2 separate regions of the Homo sapiens genome follow, and region 1 is linked to region 2. Evidence: chromatin loops called from intact Hi-C (ENCODE). Cell type or tissue: PC-9. All regions are shown on one strand.

Region 1 (5,000 bases), 50 kb after region 2:
CATAACATGTCGAAAGCAGGAGCAAGAGAGAGAGGACGGGAGGTGCCACACACTTCTATTTTTTTATTTTATTATTATTAAATTTTTGAGATGGAGTTTCCCTCTGTCACCCAGGCTGGAGTGCAGTGACACCATTTTGGCTCACTGCAACCTTCACCTCCTGGGTTCAACTCCCAGCTAGTTTTTGTATTTTTAGTAGAGATAGGGTTTTGCCATGTTGTCCGGGCTGGTCTCAAACTCCTGACCTCAGGCGATCCAATGCACCTCGGCCTCCCAAAGTGCTGAGATTACAGGTGTGAGCCACCGCGCCCGGCCTTGCCACGTACTGTAAAATACCCAGATCTCTTGTGAGCTCACTCATCACCATGGGGATGGTACTAAACCATTCATGAGGGGTCCATCCCCAAGATCCTAACACCTCCCACCAAGTCCGGCCTCCAACACTGGGGATTCCATTTCAACATGAGATTTGGTGGGGACACAGATCCAAACCATAGTATCATCCTTCCCAAACAGTCAACCCAGGGAATCACAGAGATCAGCGCCAGCATCAAGCCTTGGAAAACACAGGGGTGGGATATGGGAGGGTGATTCCTAAACATTATCCTTTGATTCACATGATTAATCTATGCAGGAGCTTATGGATCTTGGAAGACAGAAGTAAGAAATGGTGATACTGGCCGGGCTCAGTGGCTCACGGCTGTGATCCCAGCACTTTGGGAGGCCAAGGAGGGCGGATCACGAGGTCAGGAGATCAAGACCACGGTGAAACCCCGTCTCTACTAAAAATACAAAAAATTAGCCGGGCGTGGTGGTGGGCACCTGTAGTCCCAGGTACTTGGGAGGCTGAGGCAGGAGAATGGCGTGAACCCGGGAGGCAGAGCTTGCAGTGAGCAGAGATGGCGCCATTGCACTCCAGCCTCGGAGACAGAGCGAGACTCCGTCTCAAAAAAAAAAAAAAAAAAATGGTGATACCCTCGGAAGTGGCTGGTCTTCTCAGGGTAAGGTCTCCTTCAGCAAATCAGCACAGCCCCTGGCACCTGATATTCAGCTAATGAACTGGAAAAGGCGTTTTGCCTATAGAAGTTAGCCTGAATGAAGAGTGTTCTTTACTCCAACAGTGACAGAAGGTCAGTGTGATTCCCTTTAGACTGTCTGGGACCTCGGTCATCTTATCAACCCATAAGACATCACGCTGTTCCCCCTCACTCCTGGATAGCAATTTATCCTCACTGGAATGGACACTTACAGGTGTTTATTAATTTCTCAGTGATTTGTTGAATGAATGAAGGAATGAATGAATGAATGATGTCTTTACCTTGAGATTGGAGTTCTTTCAGATTTGCTCTCTGCCCACCTCACCAGCCTCTTCTCCTATCTTTACTCCAGCTACACAGATGTCCGTGCATGTTTTTCTTAGCACTCCAGGTGGATTCAAACCTCAGGGCCTTTGCACACACTGTTCCCTCTGCCTGGTAAAATATTTCTCCACCAGCCAGGGCCTACTTCTCTTTCTACTTCTGGTTGACCCCAGATACAGTTGGCCACTCCCTCCTATGTTTGGAGCCAAACTAAACAAATCTCTTATTATAATACTCATCACATTGTCTGTGGCTTTGCCTATTTTTCCTTTCTTTTATCAGAGTGGAAGAAGCTTCTTTGGGTAGAGACAAGTCTATTCATCTTGGGGGACATCAGGCCAACTCCACACCGAAGGCTGATGAAACTTCAGGCAATATCCCTTCATCTGAATCTGATGACGTGTGTCACGTTTTCCAGGTCCACACTCAGGGATCTGGTCTGCGTTTTCATGTAAGCTTTCTCCACTCTCACTTTCCCTGGACTCTCATCCAGGATTAGATTTTTTTTTTTCTTTTAAATGGAATCTCATTCTGTCACCCAGGCTGGAGTGCAGTGGCACCGTCTCGGCTCACTGCAACCTCTGCCTCCTGGGTTCAAGCGATTCTCCTGCCTTGGCCACCACGCCTGGCTAATTTTTGTATTTTTAGTAGAGACGAGGTTTTGCCATGTTGACTACGCTGTTCTCGAACTCCTGACTTCATGTGATCCACCCGCGTCAGCCTCCCAAACTGCTGGGATTACAAGCATGAGCCACCACGCCTGCCGCGATTAGATCATTGATCTCATTGCAGGTGAACCAGTCCAGACCCCCATCCAGGTTTTCCAGCTTGCTCGCTCCTCACGCTGTGGCTGTGTCCTGTGTTGCCGTGTTTCCGCTGAATCCAGCCCTTGTTTTCGCTCTTCCTGGCCTTGCGGGCAGCCAGGATTGAAAGATCCAGGAAGTGACAGGGGCCTGACTCATCAACTTGTAAGAGAGCTGGGGTTCTCCTAGATCCATGCTCGCACTGAGGTGAGAAATGAGAAGCCAGGGCCGGGAGCCTCCTGGGGGTTGGCTGCCAACGCCAGGCAGGCGGGGAATGGTGATTTTCGCTTGTATCGTGGAGGATGCCACGCACAGACGTGAATAGAAAGAGCCTGGACCGTGTCCTGAGGTCAGCGACTGAGGTCCTGGGTGGGGCCAGCCAGGACCTGCCCGGGGGCTACTGCCCTCTGAATCAATACCTCCAGGGACCCTACGTTGACACCCATGGCCTCCCACTCTCCACCCCTCAGTCCTGCGTGCGGCACGTAGTGCTCACTGGGCGTCTGTGTAGGGGGTTGAAGGCTGAGGCTGGAACAAGGGCGTGGCGGTCGCAGGCTCCAGGGCACGACGGTCCTTCCTCTTCCCCTTCTCAGCCACATCTGGGGCTCCGTCCCTGCAGCCAAGGCTCCCTGGCGCTGTCCTTGGTGCTGACGCGGTTCTGGAAGTGCGGTGCCAGGGTGGCTGGTGCGGCTCCCGATGGAAAAGCCCCACCAACCCCACAAAGCAGACTCGGGAGAGAACACGCCACCGTCTTTAGCGAATCTTACCAACCCAGGGCCAAAGCGCCCTGCACCCCAGAGCAGCACTCGTGGTGGGAACACAGGCTGATGTAATAAACAGAAAAGTGACTGCGGGGGATGGGGAAGGCGGGATGTCCTTAGCGTCCCATGGAAAAAACATATTTCCTCCAGATGGGATCATCGATAACTTTTTTGAGTCTTGAGTAAATAACTTCGGGCGGGGCGCGGTGGCTCACGCCTGTAATCCCAGCACTTTGGGAGGCCGAGGCGGGTGGATCACTTTAGGTCAGGAATTCGAGACCAGTGCGGCCAATATGGTTCTGAAAATCCCGTCTCTACTAAAAAGACAAAAATTAGCCAGGCGTGGTGGCAGGCTCCTGTAATCCCAGCTACTCGGGAGGCTGAGGCAGGAGAATAGCTTGAACCCGGAGGTGGAGGCTGCGGTGAGTCAAGATCGTGCCACTGCACTCCAGCCTGGGCGACAGAGCGAGACTCCGTCTCAAAAAAAGAAAAAACAAAAACAAAACAAAACAAAACAAAAACTATGAGAAAATTCCATCCCCCATTGTTCGGAACCCAGGAATCTGGGCGCTGTGTGGTTTTCCATAAAAACTGGTATATTCGTTTGCTAGGGCTACTACAACAAAGAGCATAGACTAGGTGACCCAAACAGCAGAGATTTGTTTTCCCACCGTTCTGGAGGCTGGAGGTCCAAGATGAAAATGTGGGCAGGGTTGGTTCCTCCTGAGGCCTCTTTCTCCTTGGCTTGCAAATGGCCGTGTTCTCCCTTGTCCTCCATGTGTCTGTGTCCTAACCTCCTCTTCTGATAAGGACACCAGTCAGGTTGGATTATGGCCCACCTTAGTGTGACTTTTTTTTTTTTTTTTTTGAGACAGCATCTCACTCTGTCTCCCAGGCTGGAGTGCAGTGGTACGAACACAGCTCACTGCAGCCTCTACATCCTGGGCTCAAGTGATCCTCCCACCTCAGCCTCCTGAGTAGCTGGGACTACAGTGGCACATCACCATGCCTGGCTTACATATATATATATATATATATATATATATATATATATATATATATATATATATAATGTATATATATATAAAATGTATATATATGTGTATATATATATAATGTATATATATGTGTGTATATATAATGTATATATATATAATGTGTATATATATAATGTATATATATATAATGTGTATATATATAATGTATATATATATAATGTGTATATATATAATGTATATATATATAATGTGTATATATATATAATGTATATATATATAATGTGTATATATATATAATGTATATATATATTTATTTATTTATTTTAGACCGAGTCTTGCTCTGTTGCCAAGGCTGGAGTGCAGTCCCGCGATCTCGGCTCACTGCAACCTCTGCCTACCAGGTTCAAGCGATTCTCCTGCCTCAGCCTCCTGAGTAGGTGGGATTACAGGTGCCCACCACCATACCCGGCTATTTTTTTTTTTTTTTTGAGACAGAGTTTTGCTCGTCGCCCAGGCTGGAGTGCAATGGCATGATCTCAGCTCACTGCAACCTCTGCCTCCCGTATTCAAGAGATTCTCCTGCCTCAGCCTCCTGAGTAGCTGGGATTACAGGTGCCTGCCACCACACCCACCTAATTTTTTTGTATTTTTAGTTGAGATGGGGTTTCACCATGTTGGCCAGGCTGGTCTTGAACTCCTGACCTCAGGTGATCCACCCGCCTCGGCCTCTCAAAGTGCTGGGATTACAGGCGTGAGCCACCATGCCTGGCCTAATTTTTTTATTTTTAAGTAGAGACAGGGTTTCACCATGTTGGCCAGGCTGGTCTTGAACTCCTGACCTCAAGTGATCCACCTGCCTCTGCGTCTCAAAGTGCTGGGATTACAGCCGTGAGCCACCATGCCCAGCTTGGCTAATTAAAAAAAAATCTGGGGAGATGGGGTTCTCACCGTGCTGCCCAGGAAGATTTCAAACTCCTGGGCTCAAGCAATCCATCTGCCTCAGCATCTCAAAGTGACCTCATTTTATCTTAATCACCTCTTCAAAGACCCTGTCTCCAAATACAATCACATTCTGAG
Region 2 (5,000 bases):
GCGGGCGGATCACCTGAGGTCAGCATCTCGAGACCATCCTGGCCAACATGGTGAAACCCCGGCTCTACTAAAAATACAAAACCTTAGCCGGGCATGGTGGTGCATGCCTGTAATCCCAGCTACTTGGGAGACTGAGGCAGGAGAATTGCTTGAATCCAGGAGGCAGAGGTTATGGAGAGCCAAGATCGTGCCATTGCACTCCAATCTGGGCAACGGGACAAGACTCTGCCTCAAATAAATAAATAAATAAACAAACAAACCTGTTTTCTTTTTCTTTCTTTCTTTTTTTTTTAGATGGAGGTTTTGCTTTTGTCGCCCAGGCTGGAGTGCAGTGGTGTGATCTCGGCTCACTGCAACCTCTGCCTCCCGGGTTCAAGTGATTCTCCTGCTTCAGCCTCCCGAGTAGCTGGGACTACAGGCGCCTGCCACCACACCCGGCTAATTGTTGTATGTTTAGTAGAGACGGGGTTTCACCATGTTGAGCAGGATGGTCTCGATCTCCTGACCTCGTGATCTGCCCACCTCAGCCTCCCAAAGTGCTGGGATTACAGGTGTGAACCACTGCACCCAGCCTCTCCTGGAATTTTCTAAGTGGCTCTAAGATGTATTATATTTAGCCCCATTTTACAGGTAGGAGGAGCTGAGGCTCTAAGATGGCAAATTACATCAGAGGGGACCATCATCAATAAATATATTGGATTTTTTTTTTCATCAGAGGTACCACACTGGAAAATACCAAACATTTTTGGTTTTTAGATGGAGTTTCGCTCTCTTTTTTTTTTTTTTTTTTTTTTTTTTGAGACGGAGTCTCGCTCTGTCACCCTGGCTGGAGTGCAGTGGCGCGATCTCAGCTCACTGCAAGCTCCGCCTGCCGGGTTCACGCCATTCTCCTGCCTCGGCCTCCCAAAGTGCTGGGATTAACAGGCGTGAGCCACCGCGCCCGGCCGGAGTTTCGCTCTTGTTGCCTAGGCTGGAGTGCAATGGCGCGATCTCGGCTCACTGTAACCTCCGCCTCCCAGGAAAATAACCAAACTTTTTAATTGTACCATTGAAATGCCAGAATCCCTCTAGGGAGGGGGAGGAGACCAGCGGTCAGAATGCCTGGGTCCTAGCAACAGACCTTGCAGCCCCATCTTCTCCGGTTCCTCCAGGGCTAGGCTGAAGATCAGCATGTGTCGGGCCACAGCTTCCAGATTATTCTCCAGCACAAAGAACTAGAAGGATGGACAGGGCAGAATAATTCTGAGACCTGTTTGCCTGGGTCCTAGGAGACCCAGGAGAGCAGGCCCTCAGCTCTCTCCTTCCACACACCCGAGTTCTGTACACCAGCCTCTTCCTTCAAACACAGAAGTCTGTGTCCCCAGAGCTCTCTTCCCTTCCATTACTCAGAAGACCTCATCCTCGAGCTCTTCCCCACTATAGAACCCAGGAGTTCCAAACCCCAGCCCCTTCCTTCCCCCAAGACGCATCGGTTCGCTCCCAGCTTCTGCCTCCCTCAGATCTAGGAGTCTCCAGCCCCTTCATTCCTGGACCTGAGGTTTTAGAATTTCAATCCCTTCCTCCCTCAAGGACTCGGGAATCTGGGCTCTCATCTTCATCCCAGCTCACGTTGAACCTCCTGCGAGGCCAGAACTTCGCTCGGGACAGGGTCCGCAGCAGGTGCCGTCCATCCACAGAGCCCAGAAGCAGCACATCTAGCTCGGGGTTGCTGTGCACTGTATCGGCCTGGGAGTCTGGGTCCACAGGAGGACCTGGCAAGATGACAGCTGGCTGGGGCACCATGGTGGTTGGCAGAGCGTCCACCGTAGCATCCCCTATAAAAAATGGACTACAAATCCCAGTAGGCGTTCCGCCCGTGGCCTAGGTTCTAAGGGGAGGTGTTTCCTCTGAGTATTCTGGGATTCGCAGTCCGCAGACAGGACCTCGGGGCTGCCCCTGGGAGCGCGCCCTCTGCCGCTGGAGCGTTGGAGAACGTTAGCGCCCCCCTTGCCACCGACGCTGGGACTACGAGCTCTAAAAGGCCGTCTGCTCAGGCTGGGAAGGCAGACGGTGTATCAGACCTTGCGTGCTGGGACTCACTTTCAGCCTGCAGGTCCAGCGCCGGGGACAGGCCCCACCAGGACACGGAGCCGAAGCCGCTGCCGGAGCCGGCAGGTGTGGTCATCACCCTGCGGAAAAGACATTCTGGGAATCGCACACATTGCCCGCCCCGCTCCCCTCTCACCGCCCCTCACTTCTCGCCCCTTTGCCTCCACATGATACCTTGCCCACACCTTTATCCTCCAAATATCCCGGGACGCCCCTTCCTCTCTGCTCAGTGCAGCACTGTGGACCCGCGGCACTCCACAACCGCTGCCCAGAGTCCCCGCCCTTTTCGAGGAATCAAGCAATGGAAGCATGTGGGATGGGACCACAGCGAGCAACTGACCAATGAGAGTGAGCGAGGCCCGCCCTCTACAAACTTTTGGCCAATGGGAGCACTGAGGGCCAGCCTTCCCCCACACCTAGGAGAAGAGGGCGTGTGGACGCGGTTGTCATGACGACGGCGCCGGCGGGGGAAGGGGCGGTGCTAGAACAGGTTGGGGCGGAGTCAGGGTCGGTCCAAATTTCTGGAATGGGGGAGGCCTGGGCTGATTAAAATTGAGAGTGAAGGGAGCTTAATCTTATTTCTTGTTTTTTGTTTTTTTGTTTTCTTCATATGCCTTTGCTCATACGTAACGGAATTTTCATCAATTCAAATAAAGTGAAGTGTCTAGACTTTAGATGGCAGGCTTCTGAGCCCGCTCCCCGCCCCAGCACAACGTGGGCTCTACCACACAGAACAGCCCACAGGTGGGACACTGATGTGCAGGTCATTAAAAATTCAGGGATTTGTGAGCTGGTTATTGTTACACGAAGCCATAATTTAAACTTACAGCTAGATCCTTTTGTAGTTTCTAAGCGGGATGATTGGGTGTTCACGCGCATGCGTGAGATGTGCCTCCCTCAAACCTTGTTACGACATCGGCACATTACTCTTCTGACATGAACAAAAAAATTACAGGTAAATTCTGTAATCGTACAGTTAAATCAACTGCATTAAAATAAGGGTAAGTCGGCCGGGCGCTGTGGCCACGCCTGTGATCCCAACACTTTGGGAGGTCAAGGTGGGCAGATAACTTGAGGTCAGAAGTTGGAGACCAGTCTGGCCAACATGGTGAAACCGCGCCTCGACCTTAAAAAATACAAAAATTAACCGGGCGTGGTGGCACGCACCTGTAATCCCAGCTACTCCGGAGGCTGAGGCAGGAGAGTCTGTTGAACCTGGGAGGCAGAGGTTGCAGTGAACTGAGATCGCGCCTCTGAACTCCAGCCTGGGCGACAGAGCAAGACTCTGTCTCAAAAAAAAAAAAAAGAAAAACCAAAGTCTGAATGAGGCACATCTCTAGATCACCCCAGCACCCAGCACTGGGCTCAGCGCCCAAGGGGACTTGGCTCTCTGCCTCCTCTCCTTGCCCAGACACATGAGCTTAGACCAGTCACCCTTTCTGAGCCTCAGTCTGCTGCTCTGTGAAATGGGAATGTAGCGTGCAGCGGGCAGAGGTGCAGCGGATCTGCCTCCTGAGGGCAGATCTGGGCACTGGGAAGACAATACCTACTGGGGAAACGAAGGTTGAGACCTCAGACATTCCTGCAGAATCAGGCTGGCTAACCAGCCCCTTCCAGGCCAGCTCTAAGCCTGCAAGAGCCCCAGATCCTGGGTTTCTCTCTGGAGAATTAATGCCTTTCCTCCCTATTTCTCCCACTCTCCCAACAAATTCTCAGCAAAGGAACCAGAGTGACATTTTTTTTTTTTGAGATGGAGTCTTGCTGTGACACCCAGGCTGGAGTGCAGTGGCGCGATCTCGGCTCACTGAAACCTCCGCCTCCCGGGTTCAAGCGATTCTCCTGTCCCAGCCTCCCAGGTAGCTGGGACTACAGGCATTTGCCACCACACCAGCTAATTTTTGTATTTGTATTTTATTTTGTGTATATATATATATATACACACACAAAATAAAATACAAATATATGTATATATATTTATATATACACAAAATAAAATACAAATATTTTGTATATATATACAAAATAAAATACAAATATACATATATATACATATATATATATATATATATAGAGAGAGAGAGAGAGAGAGAGAGAGAGAGAGAGTTTCACTCTTGTTGCCCAGGCTGGAGTGCAATGGCGCGATCTCGGCTCACCGCAACCTCCGCCTCCCGGGTTCAAGCCATTCTTCTGCCTCAGCCTCCCGAGTAGCTGGGATTACAGGCAGGCGCCAGGACGCCCGGCTAATTTTGTATTTTTTGTAGAGACAGGGTTTCTCCGTGTTGGTCAGGCTGGTCTCCAACTCACGACCTCAGGTGATCTGCCCGCCTTGGTCTCTCAAAGTGTTGGGATTACAGGTGTGAACCACCGAGCCAGGCGATTTATTTATTTATTATTTTTTTTTTAGAGACGGAGTCTTGCTCTGTCGCCCAGGCTGGAGTGCAGTGGCACGATCTTGGCTCACTGCAACCTCCGCTTCCCGGGTTCTAGCAATTCTCCTGCCTCAGCCTCCCAAGTAGCTGGGATTACAGGCGCACGCTGCCACGCCCAGCTAATTTTTTGTATTTTAGTAGAGACGAGGTTTCACCGTGTTGCCCAGGCTGGTCTCGAATTCCTGAGCTCAGGCAATCCACCTGCCTTGGCCTCCCAAAGCGCTAGGATTACAGGCGTGAGCCACCGTGCCCAGCTCCAGCGATTCTTTTTTATTTTTAGTAGAGACGGGGTTTCACCATGTTAGCCAGGCTGGTCTCGAACTCCTGACTTCAAGAGTTCCGCCGGCCTCAGCCTCCCAAAGTGCTGGAATTACCGGTGTGAGCCACTGCACCTGGCCCAGAGTGATCTTAAACATAAATCAAATAATGTCTCCCACCTCTTCAAATCCTCCAAAGTCTTCCCGCTGCACCTGGACACATTCC

Evidence for each region. A loop is a pair of places that touch in the nucleus more often than their neighbours do. Peaks named below come from ENCODE experiments on the same cell type or tissue, not always from the same donor. Only the 100,000 strongest peaks of a DNase experiment are listed, where the experiment ranks them.
Region 1: it touches region 2 in a loop (5-fold over the local background); 19 of 110 quality-filtered maps call a loop at or near these places.

Annotation. Positions count from the first base shown.
Region 1 is chr19:55,214,339-55,219,338 of GRCh38, forward strand. It overlaps LOC124904771 (a long non-coding RNA gene), which reads left to right and starts at 1,251. Exons shown (of 2, transcript XR_007067346.1): 1 at 1,251-2,371; 2 at 2,758-3,087. RefSeq lists a silencer at 3,611-3,797. In PC-9, no CTCF peak of the experiment used is centred here; DNase peaks (open chromatin) are centred at 2,273 and 2,753; H3K4me3 peaks cover 1,394 bases; H3K27ac peaks cover 2,252 bases.
Region 2 is chr19:55,164,250-55,169,249 of GRCh38, forward strand. It overlaps DNAAF3 (dynein axonemal assembly factor 3), which reads right to left and starts at 2,364. Exons shown (of 12, transcript NM_001256715.2): 1 at 2,274-2,364; 2 at 2,080-2,168; 3 at 1,609-1,751; 4 at 1,121-1,214. The coding sequence starts at 2,164. DNAAF3-AS1 (DNAAF3 antisense RNA 1) reads left to right here. Exons shown (of 4, transcript XR_007067345.1): 3 at 295-551; 4 at 1,570-2,655. LOC124904795 (small nucleolar RNA U13) reads left to right here and starts at 2,922; the gene lies at 2,922-3,025. RefSeq lists a silencer at 1,744-1,975. In PC-9, CTCF peaks have their summits at 2,008 and 2,218; DNase peaks (open chromatin) are centred at 1,902, 2,452 and 2,962; H3K4me3 peaks cover 2,512 bases; H3K27ac peaks cover 1,244 bases.